2 separate regions of the Homo sapiens genome follow, and region 2 is linked to region 1. Evidence: chromatin loops called from intact Hi-C (ENCODE). Cell type or tissue: CD14-positive monocyte. All regions are shown on one strand.

What was found. Peaks named below come from ENCODE experiments on the same cell type or tissue, not always from the same donor. Only the 100,000 strongest peaks of a DNase experiment are listed, where the experiment ranks them.
Region 2: a loop joins it to region 1, with 4 times the contacts of the local background. A loop is called at or near these places in 38 of 110 quality-filtered maps.

What each region holds. Positions count from the first base shown.
Region 1 is chr7:55,889,753-55,894,752 of GRCh38, forward strand. The region is part of intron 1 of ZNF713 (zinc finger protein 713); the gene reads left to right. Among named protein-coding and RNA genes, the nearest start is that of ZNF713, 4.8 kb to the left of the region's middle. In CD14-positive monocyte, no CTCF peak of the experiment used is centred here; no DNase peak of the experiment used is centred here.
Region 2 is chr7:55,944,249-55,949,248 of GRCh38, forward strand. No RefSeq gene overlaps it. Among named protein-coding and RNA genes, the nearest start is that of MRPS17, 5.1 kb to the right of the region's middle. In CD14-positive monocyte, no CTCF peak of the experiment used is centred here; a DNase peak (open chromatin) is centred at 2,483.

The sequences.
Region 1 (5,000 bases):
GAGGACTATATAAATCTTATGAGTTATAGTTCTTGTAACACGTTGGTGTCATTTTCAACTGATTGGAAATGTCAGCTGTGAAGACCATGCTTTTAATTTTACCTTAGAGTATGCATCTTTGGTGACTGTCATAGCCTGCTCAGTCTGCTGTACAATACTGCAGACTGAGTGCAAACAACAGAAATGTGGTATCTCACAGTTCTAGAGGTGGGAAGTTCAAAATCAAAGTGCCTGCCCTGTTGGTTTCCAGTGAACCTCTCTTCCTGGCTTGCAGAAGGGACTGGCATCTCTCTGTGTCCTCTTCTGCTGGCCTTTGCACTGGGTGCATGCATTCCTGTGCCTCTTCTTCTTATGAGGACACTACTGCTATTGGATTAAGACCCCACCTTTATGACCTCATTTAACTTTAATTACAGGCCCGGCGCAGTGGCTCATGCCTGTAATCCCAGCACTTTGGAAGGCCGAGGCAGGTGGATCACCTGAGGTCAGGAGTTCAAGACCAACTTGGCCAACATGGTGAAACCCCATCTCTAGTAAAAATACAAAAATTAGCCGGGTGTGGTGGTGGGTGCCTGTAATCCCAGCAACTTGGGAAGCTGAGGCAGGAGAATTGCTTGAACCCGGGAGGCAGAGGTTTCAGTGAGCCGAGATCACGCCATTGCACTCCAGTCTGGGCAAGAGAGCGAGACTCTGTCTCCAAAAAAAAAAAAAAAAAATGACAACCTTTAAGGCCCTATTTCCAAATAAAGTCACATTGCGGGTTAGGACTTCAACATACTAATTTGTGGGTGTGGAATATAATTTAGTCCATAACAGTTACAACATCAAAATGAGTTGAAAATTCTAATCTGCTGTAAGATTAAAACTGCCTCAATTAAATCATTATTACAAGAAAAAATGTATCCCTTAAGAGAATTCTAAATAAAGATATAAGAAGAATTATCCTGGTATCACAGATACACAGGAGAATCAAATATTAAGGAGAGGCTGGACGTGGTGGCTTATGCCTGTAATCCCAGCACTTTGGGAGGCCGAGGTGGATGGATCATCTGAGGTCAGGAGTTTGAGACCAGCCTGGGCAACATGGTGAAACCCCATCTCCTAAAAATACAAATATTAGCTGGGCGTGGTGGCACGTGCCTGAGGTAGGAGAATTGTGCTTGAACCCAGGAGGTGGAGGTTGCAGTGAGCCTGGATTGTGCCACGGCACTCTAGCCTGGACGACAGAGTGAGACTCTGTCTCAAAAAAAAAAAAAAGAAAAAAAAATTAAGGAGTGTGCCTACTCCCACACATGCTTGGAACAATTCCTAGCATAGATTAAGGTTTTAAACTATTAAGTTTTGAATGAACACTAAATGAAAAAGTTACTATTTGATTAGTTCATCAGCAAATAAATGTGGACAATTAGAAGTTTATATACAGGAACTAAGAAATAATTCAGTTTCAACATTCTAATATAAATATGAACGAAATTAAAGCTCAGTCTAAATACCTTTCCAAAGTCACATGGTTATTTAATAGAAGAATTGTGTCTCCATTTACGCCTGCAAAATGTAATTTTTATTTCACCCACACTAGTTCATGATATATAATGGTTTGCAGGAACAAAAGTATAATGTGACTTGCAAGGCAAAGTATGAAAATAGAAATCAGGAGAGAAAAGATTAAGAGAAATGATGTCCACTTATTTAATAGAAAAAAAATTAAATCATAGAAATTGTGTCTAGACCAGCCTGGGAAACATGGTGAGACCTGGTCGCTAATAACAACAACAACAACAACAACAACAAAAAGCCACACGTGGTGGTGCGCACCTGTGGTCCCAGCTACTGGGAAGGCTGAGGAAGGAGGAGCTCTTGAGCCCAGGCGTTTGAGGCTGCAGTGTGCCATGATGGTGCCACTGCACTGCAGCCTGGGTGATAAAGTGAGATCCTGTCTCAAAACAAAAACATAAATAAACAGAAACACATCTGAGTATATAAACGCCTGCAAAATGTAATTTTTATTTCACCCACACTAGTTCATGATATATAATGGTTTGCAGGAACAAAAGTATAATGTGACTTGCAAGGCAAAGTATGAAAATAGAAATCAGGAGAGAAAAAAGATTAAGAGAAATGATGTCCACTTATTTAATAGAAAAAAATTAAATCATAGAAAAAAAGTAAATCTCAACTAAGATAGACTGTCATCTATGAATCTAAAGTGGGAAGTAGTAAACCCTTGTTTATAAAAATCACAAGTGGCTGGGTGCAATGGCTTATGCCTGTAATCCCAGCACTTTGAGAGGCCTAGGCAGGCGGATCACGAGGTCAGGAGATCGAGACCATCCTGGCTAACACAGTGAAACCCCGTCTCTACTAAAACTACAAAAAAATTAGCTGGGCCTGGTGGCGGGCGCCTGTAGTCCCAGCTACAGGAGGCTGAGGCTGGAGAATGGCGTGAACCCGGGAGGCGGAGTTTGCAGTGAGCCGAGATCGCGCCGCTGCACTCCAGCCTGGGCGACAGAGTGAGACTCCATCTCAAAAAAAAAAAAAAAAAAAAAAAAAAACCCCAGGAACAACGTGTGAGAGATTTGTGTTCGTGCCATACAGAACCAGGGAAGCTCACTCAAGCTTGGTGTTCAGGGTTTTAATTGGGGACTGGTGTAGGGGTGATCCCTTTTCTCCCTATCATAAGGGTCATGACAGAAAACCCTATAACAAAACACAGGTTAACAAGAGAAAAGCATAACAAGTTTATTTGGTAATAGTTTTATAACTTCCCCTTTGCCCTCTGAAGGTTTGCTGAAAAGCACTGACCAAAAAAAAAAAAAAAAAAAAAAACAAAGCAGAATAGGCTGGGCGCGGTGGCTCACGCCTGTAATCCCAGCACTTTAGGAGACCAAGGCGATTGGATCACATGAGGTCGGGAGTTTGAGACCAGCCTGACCAACATAGAGAAACCCCGTCTCTACTGAAGATACAAAATTAGCCGGGCGTGGTGGCGGAAGCCTATAATCCCAGCTACTCGGGAGGCTGAAGCAGGAGAATTACTTGAACCTGGGAGGTGAGGTTGCAGTGAACCGAGATCATGCCATTGCACTCCATTCTGGGCAACAAGAGTGAAATTGTTTGGGAAAAAAAAAAAAAAAAAGGCGGAGTAATAGGAGACAAGGCATACAAATTTACCCAGGCTGGAGTGCAGTGGTGTGATCTCTGCTCACTGCAAGCTCCGTCTCCCGGGTTCACGCCATTCTCTTGCCTCAGCCTCCCGAGTAGCTGGGACTACAGGCGGCCGCCACCACGCCCGGCTAATTTTTTTGTAGTTTTAGTAGAGACGGGGTTTCACCGTGTTAGCCAGGATGGTCTTGATCTCCTGACTTCATGATCTGCCCGCCTCAGCCTCCCAAAGTGCTGGGATTACAGGCGTGAGCTACCGCGCCCGGACTAATTTGATCATAGTTTTATGTGACATGGGAGCCTTCAGACTGAAGACCCAAAGATACAGGGAAACATAAACATAAACATACAGTTTATGCTTAGGAATGGACATCCATGTATAAATATGATTGGACAAAAAGAGTATGATCTCATGCTATAGATTGAATGGGGAAATGCAGCCAGGCCTGGGTGTTCAGATTCTCCTTGTTCTCTTTGGGAAGTATTCCTTCCTACCCAGTGTGGGGTAAGACCACTCTAGAATGAGGATCTTATGACCTACAATGAAACAAGGTAGGTCATATAATGTATTTATGGCCAGTTATTATACAGAAGGCAGGGAATTAGGGTAATATTTTTAGGTTTTATGACTGGCTTTGGAGAAAAAGCATTCCTGTTTTTTGTTGTTTTGTTTTTGTTTGTTTTGAGACTGAGTTTTGCTGGTTGCCAAGGCTGGAGTACAGTGTCGCGATCTTGGCTCACTGCAACCTCCGCCTCCCGGGTTCAAGCCATTCTTGTGCCTCAGCCTCCCGAGTAGCTGGGATTACAGGCACCCGCCACCACACCAGGCTAATTTTTATATTTTTAGTAGAGACAGCATTTCACTATGTTGGCCAGGCTGGTCTCAAACTCCTGACCTCAAATGATCCGTCCACCTTGGCTTCCCAAATTGCTGGGATTACAGGCATGAGCCACCACACCTGGCCAAGGGTTGTTGTTTCTATGACCTGCCTTGGGGAAGGGGTATTTTAGTTTCTAAGCCTACTCTAAGGGGAGAATGAGGGGTGAGAGAAAGGAGGGCAGGAGAAGGCCAGAGAGAAACTTGTGCTTTTGAGGCCTTTAATTTGCAGTATCATTTTCTGAGCCCCAACACCAGTCATGTGGGCTTGGCTTGACCACCCTTGTGGCTGACCTTCACTCTCCAGCCCTTTCAGAGGAGGAGCTACCACATGGCCTGCAGTTCTCAACATAACAGGGTCCCTTTATTAGCATTAACATCTGAACATGTCCCATGGCCTCAGGCAAACAAAGACACTCTTAACTGGCAGGATATTCCAGGGGTTTAGAGGTTGTCTCCCAAGGAGGCAGGCCAGGGTACCTTTCCTTGAAATGTTCAGGGTTTGGATCATCCAGTTCTGCTGAGTTAATCCCTTTACTTTATACTACCTTCTGTCTAAAGACCTCTTGCAAATCAAGAAATCACTATTGTCAAGAAAAACACAATAGTGGAAAAATGGACAGATGACACGAAAGGGTAATTTATTTAAAAAATAAAGCTAAAATATAAATACTTCTGTCCCATATATCTAAGAAGTGCATGTTAAAGCAATGATTAAATATGTTTATGTATTTCAAAAGAACAAAGCCTGACATTGGTTAATGGTCTCATGTATTGGTGATGAATATATAAATTGATACAACCTTCCTGGACAGTGTTTTGCCTTTTCTTTGACCCTGCAATTACACTTTTCCTAAGGAACTAATCAGGCAAAATCATTCAAAAACTGTATGTCTAACAGTGTTTGCTGTTGTCTATAAAAGCAAGCAAGCAAGAAAGAAAACAACCTAAAGGTCTATTA
Region 2 (5,000 bases), 54 kb after region 1:
TCAGTCTCCCGAGTATCTGGGATTACAGGTGCGCGCCACCACGCCTGGCTAATTTTTGTATTTATAATAGAGACAGTGTTTCACTCTATTGGTCAGGCTGGTCTCGAACACCTAACCTCAGGTGATCCACCCGCCTCAGCCTCCCAAAGAGTTGAGATTACAGGTGTGAGCCACCGTGCCCGGCCCCACATTTGATGTTTTAAAGCATTCAAAATGTAAACGGTCATAAACCAGGAATAGCTGCAAGCATAGGGACACTTCAGTTTCTTGGTTTTCAGGTTTCCTCTGTCTTCTCAGGCATGGCTGAAGAAAACATAAGGTTAAGGTAGGAGTGCAGCCCACTTGCTTTCTCATCTTTCTTCTAACTTGAGCCTGGCTCAAGACTTCCCTGATTTATTCTCCCCGAGAAAGGACTAGATTTTGTAGGCCCTGAGTCAAAGCTGAAATGATTTAAGGACTTTAAAAAACAAAAACAATAAAACCCCCCCAAAAAAACTCATTTCATTGTAGAAATTAAACTTTTCAAAAGCATTTTTGTCCCATGCAACAGTAGGTATGAAATAGTTAATAAAACCTTGAGTTACTGTAATCAGGGAGGATTTCTAATAGTATTTTGTCCAAACGTGTGCAGTGGCGATGCATTTTCAGGGCAAATCAATTCTGGAAGCATCCTCACCCAAAAAAAGCCACATTTAACATTCATTTGCCATAATGAGGCAGGATATAGGGCACTCAGATTTCAGGAGGGGAGAGAGTGAGCGAAGGTGACGTCTCAGCAGAGGTATGTACTTTTTTGTTTGTTTGTTTTTTGAGACGGAGTCTCGCACTGTTGCCTGAGCTGGAATGCAATGGCACTATCTTGGCTCATTGCAATCTCCGCCTCCTGGGTTCAAGCTATTCCCCTGCCTCAGCCTCCTGATTAGCTGGGATTACAGGCGCCTGTCACCACGCCCGGCTAATTTTTTGTATTTTTAGTAGAGGGGGGGGTTTCACTATGTTGGCCAGGCTGGTCTCAAACTCCTGACCTCGTGATCTGCCTGCCCTCGGCTTCCCAAAGTGCTGGGATTATAGGCGTGAGCCACCGCACCCAGCCAAGTATGTACTTTTTAAAAGTAATGGTTAATTACACTTGGTAAAATCTTTGATCAAAGCTTAATTTTGTGGCTGGGCGCAGTGGCTCATGCCTGTAATCCCAGCACTTTGGGAGGCTGAGGCGGGCAGATCATGAGGTGAGGAGTTCGAGACCAGCCTTGCCAATATGGTGAAACTCCGTCTCTACTAAAAATACAAAAATTAGCCGGGCATGGTGGTGCGCACCTGTAGTCCCAGCTACTCGGGAGGCTGAGGCAGAAGAACTGCTTGAACCCAGGAGGCAGAGGTTGCAGTGAGCCGAGATTGTGCCACTGCACTCCAGCTTGGGTGACAGAGTGAGACTCCGTCTCAAAAAAAAAAAAAAAAAAAAAAAAGCTTACTTTTGCAACCAGGAAAAAAAAAGTATTTTGCAAAGAGTTCTAAAGGCTCCAGCACAAGGCAGTGTATCTGTATCACAGCACAGGTGAAAAACAAGAACAAGATGGAATTCTCAGAAGAGGATGAGCAGAACTTGGACATCCCAGAAAAAAGGTGTCTGGACTGAACCCGACCACAGTTGGCCAAGGACTTTCACCAATTCTTCATACATAGGAATGGTACATTAGAATCCTATTATATATTCCTTAGGGTCACAGATGATTCTGTTTATGTTAATTGTACAGTAAAATTGGTGCGGATTCATTCTCATGTTGTCCTTTGTTCTCTTCAAAATGTTCCAAGTTAAGGAGTGAAGCCTAAATATGTTCATTACATCAAAATACTGGTACCCCCAGTGTACGGGAGCCAGAGGTGTACACATTCCAGTACTTATTTGTTATGACTTGTTTCTATCTAGGAGAGCAATATATTACCCTTTCACTGTATCAGTTTCTTTGGTCCATCCAACCAGGTGTTGTTGTCCTTCTATAAGAAGAAATACTTAAGCTACACATAGTAGTAGATGACTTATTATTCAGGGTTTCTCTGACTGAAATGTCACTATAACATCAGTCATTTGACTCCTAATCCAGTAGATATAAACAGTGCCTGGAACAGTCTATTATAACACTCTGAAAACATTTGGTAAATATATGAATTTTAATAAAAGGAAAGATTGCTGCTCAACACCAAAATCTGTGTGACTATTTCTCATAACCTCAAAGTATTAGTAAACAATCGTCCTGTTCATTGGTTCTTTTATGTCCAAAGAGCTTGTTAGCATGGAGAAAAATACTGATATGATTTGGCTTTGTGTCCCCACCCAAATATCATCTCAAATTGTAATCCCCATGTGTCAAGGGAGAAACCTAATGGGAAGTGATTGAATCATTGGGGCATTTCCCCCATGCTGTTCTTGTGATAGTGAGTGAGTTCTCTTGAGATCTGATGGTTTTATAAGGGACTTCCGCTTCGCTCACTCACACTCTGTCTTGCCTGCCGCCATGTAAGACATGCCTGCTTCCCCTTTTGCCATGATTGTAAGTTTCCCGAGGCCTCCCCAGCCGTGTGTAACTGTGAGTCAAACCTCTTTCCTTTATAAATTACTCAATCTTGGGTATTTATAGCAGTGAGAAAACAGACTAATACAAATACTCATTAGAATTTGTATTTTGATTAATGTTCAGTGTATTTTTTTTTTAGACGGAGTCTCACTCTGTCGCCCAGGCTGGAGTGCAGTGGCACGATCTCGGCTCACTGCAACTTCTACCTCCCAGGTTCAAGCAATTCTCTTGCCTCAGCCTCCTGAGTAGCTGGGACTACAGGCACCCACCACCACGCCTGGCTAATTTTTTGTATTTTTAATAGAGACAGGGTTTCACCATGTTAGCCAGGATGGTCTCGATCTCCTGACCTTGGGATCCGCCCATCTCAGCCTCCCAAAGTGCTGGGATTACAGGCATGAGGTACGACACCTAACTCTGTGTATTTATTTAAGAAAACAATTGATGTTCTTTAAACAGTCAGCATTCCTCTACTTATTTGGACATTTGCAACTAATAAATAAAAAATTAAGAATTTCTAAAATTAGATATGCCTACTCTTTTAAACATTAACTTCAGATGTAAACAGATCTTAATGTTTCATTATATCCAAACCTAAACTGTCAGATTCTATTAAATGCTTTAAACACTTCAAGAAACAGAAAAGATACACCCAGATGTCACAATCATTATACCAAAACCAGTTGAAAAATGTTAACTGCGTGGATTTAATTTTTTTCTTATCCTTATTTGAACACTTTTCCAATTGGAACAGGGTTCCAATTTTCCATATGTTTCTAGGTTTATGTTTTTTTTTTTTGACAGAGTCTCACTCTGTCACCCAGGCTGGAGTGCAATGGCACAATCTCAGCTCACTGCAACCTCTACCTCCCAGGTTCAAGCAATTCTCTTGCCTCAGCCTCCCAAGGAGCTGGGATTACAGGTGCCCACTACCACGCCCAGCTACTTTTGTGTATTTTTAGTAGAGACGGGGTTTCGCCATATTGGCCAGGCTGGTCTCGAACTCCGACCTCAGGTGATCCACCTGCCTTGGCCTCCCAAAGTGCTGGGATTTCAGGCCTGAGCCACACTGCACCCGACCTTTTTTTTTTTTTTTTTTTTTTGAGACAGAGTCTTGCTCTGTTGTCCAGGCTGGAGTGCAGTGGCATGATCTCAGCTCACTGCAATCTCCGTCTCCTGGGTTCAAGCAATTCTTCTGCTTCAGTCTCCCTAGTAGCTGGGATTACAGGCATGCACCACCACGCCCGGCTATTTTTTTTTTTTTTTTGTATTTTTAAGAGAGATGAGGTTTCACCATATTGGCCAGGCTGGTCTCCAACTCCCGACCTTGTGATCCGCCTGCCAATCTTACCAGACCCAAAATAATAATACTGTCTCAAACTAAATTGTAGCATATGCATTAGCAATGCCTCATCCTTGGTCACGTCATCCATAAGACCTTGCATCAATGAAATAACTCTTATTTGGTCTTTTATAACAAAATATCACTTGTAGTGTTGTGGGACATTTTAAGACCTTTTGTATAAACTTTAAATTTTTGAGACTTGAACTTTCCCAAAAGTATCTAGCCATTGTCTGGTCATTTTTTTGACAGGACATAATGATCTTTTTAGCTAGCATTATTCCAAAGCCTTTATATTCCTTATTTGTATAATCAAAAGGCCATCCAGCTCCTTCTTCGTGAAGAGTGCAGTTTTTGTAGTCAGCTTTTCATTGTAGAACATTTGGCTGCTTAATCATTTTGAAACACACTGTTGAATCCTGCTTCTCCTTGGTTATTATTGTATGTAATCATTAGAGCCAATTAACTGTTAGACCGTCTTTCTACTTTGTTGAAGTAACTATTTTAACTGTTAGACCATCTTTCTACTTTGTTGAAGTAACTTTTTCCAAGATTACTTGGCTTGCCTAGCACCCCAATGTTTATTATTTCTTGATTAAACAGGAACAAATCTATATACACATACATATATATGTGTGTGTGTACATATGCTCGTACCTAGTAAGAAAAAAATATATATTTTTAGGTCAATAATGAATAAGGCTGGGTGCAGTGGCTCACGCCTGTAATCCCAGCACTTTGGGAGGTCAGGGCAGGTGGATCATTTGAGGTCGGGAGTTCAAGAGCAGCCTGGCCAACAAGATGAAACCCTGTCTCTACTAACAATACAAAAATTAGCCGGGTATGGTGACGAGTGCCTGTGATCCCAGCTACTCGGGAGGCTGAGGGAGGAGAATCACCTGAACCCAGGATGCAGAGGTTGCAGTGAGCGAAGATCACCCCACTGCACTCCAGCCTCAGTGACAGAGTGAGACTCTGTCTCAAAAAAAAAAAAAAAAGACTATTGTACATTCACATAGTAAAGTTCTGTGCAACTGAAAAGAAAGATCAGCATGTTCAGTACACTCCAGAAGCTGATTTGGAGC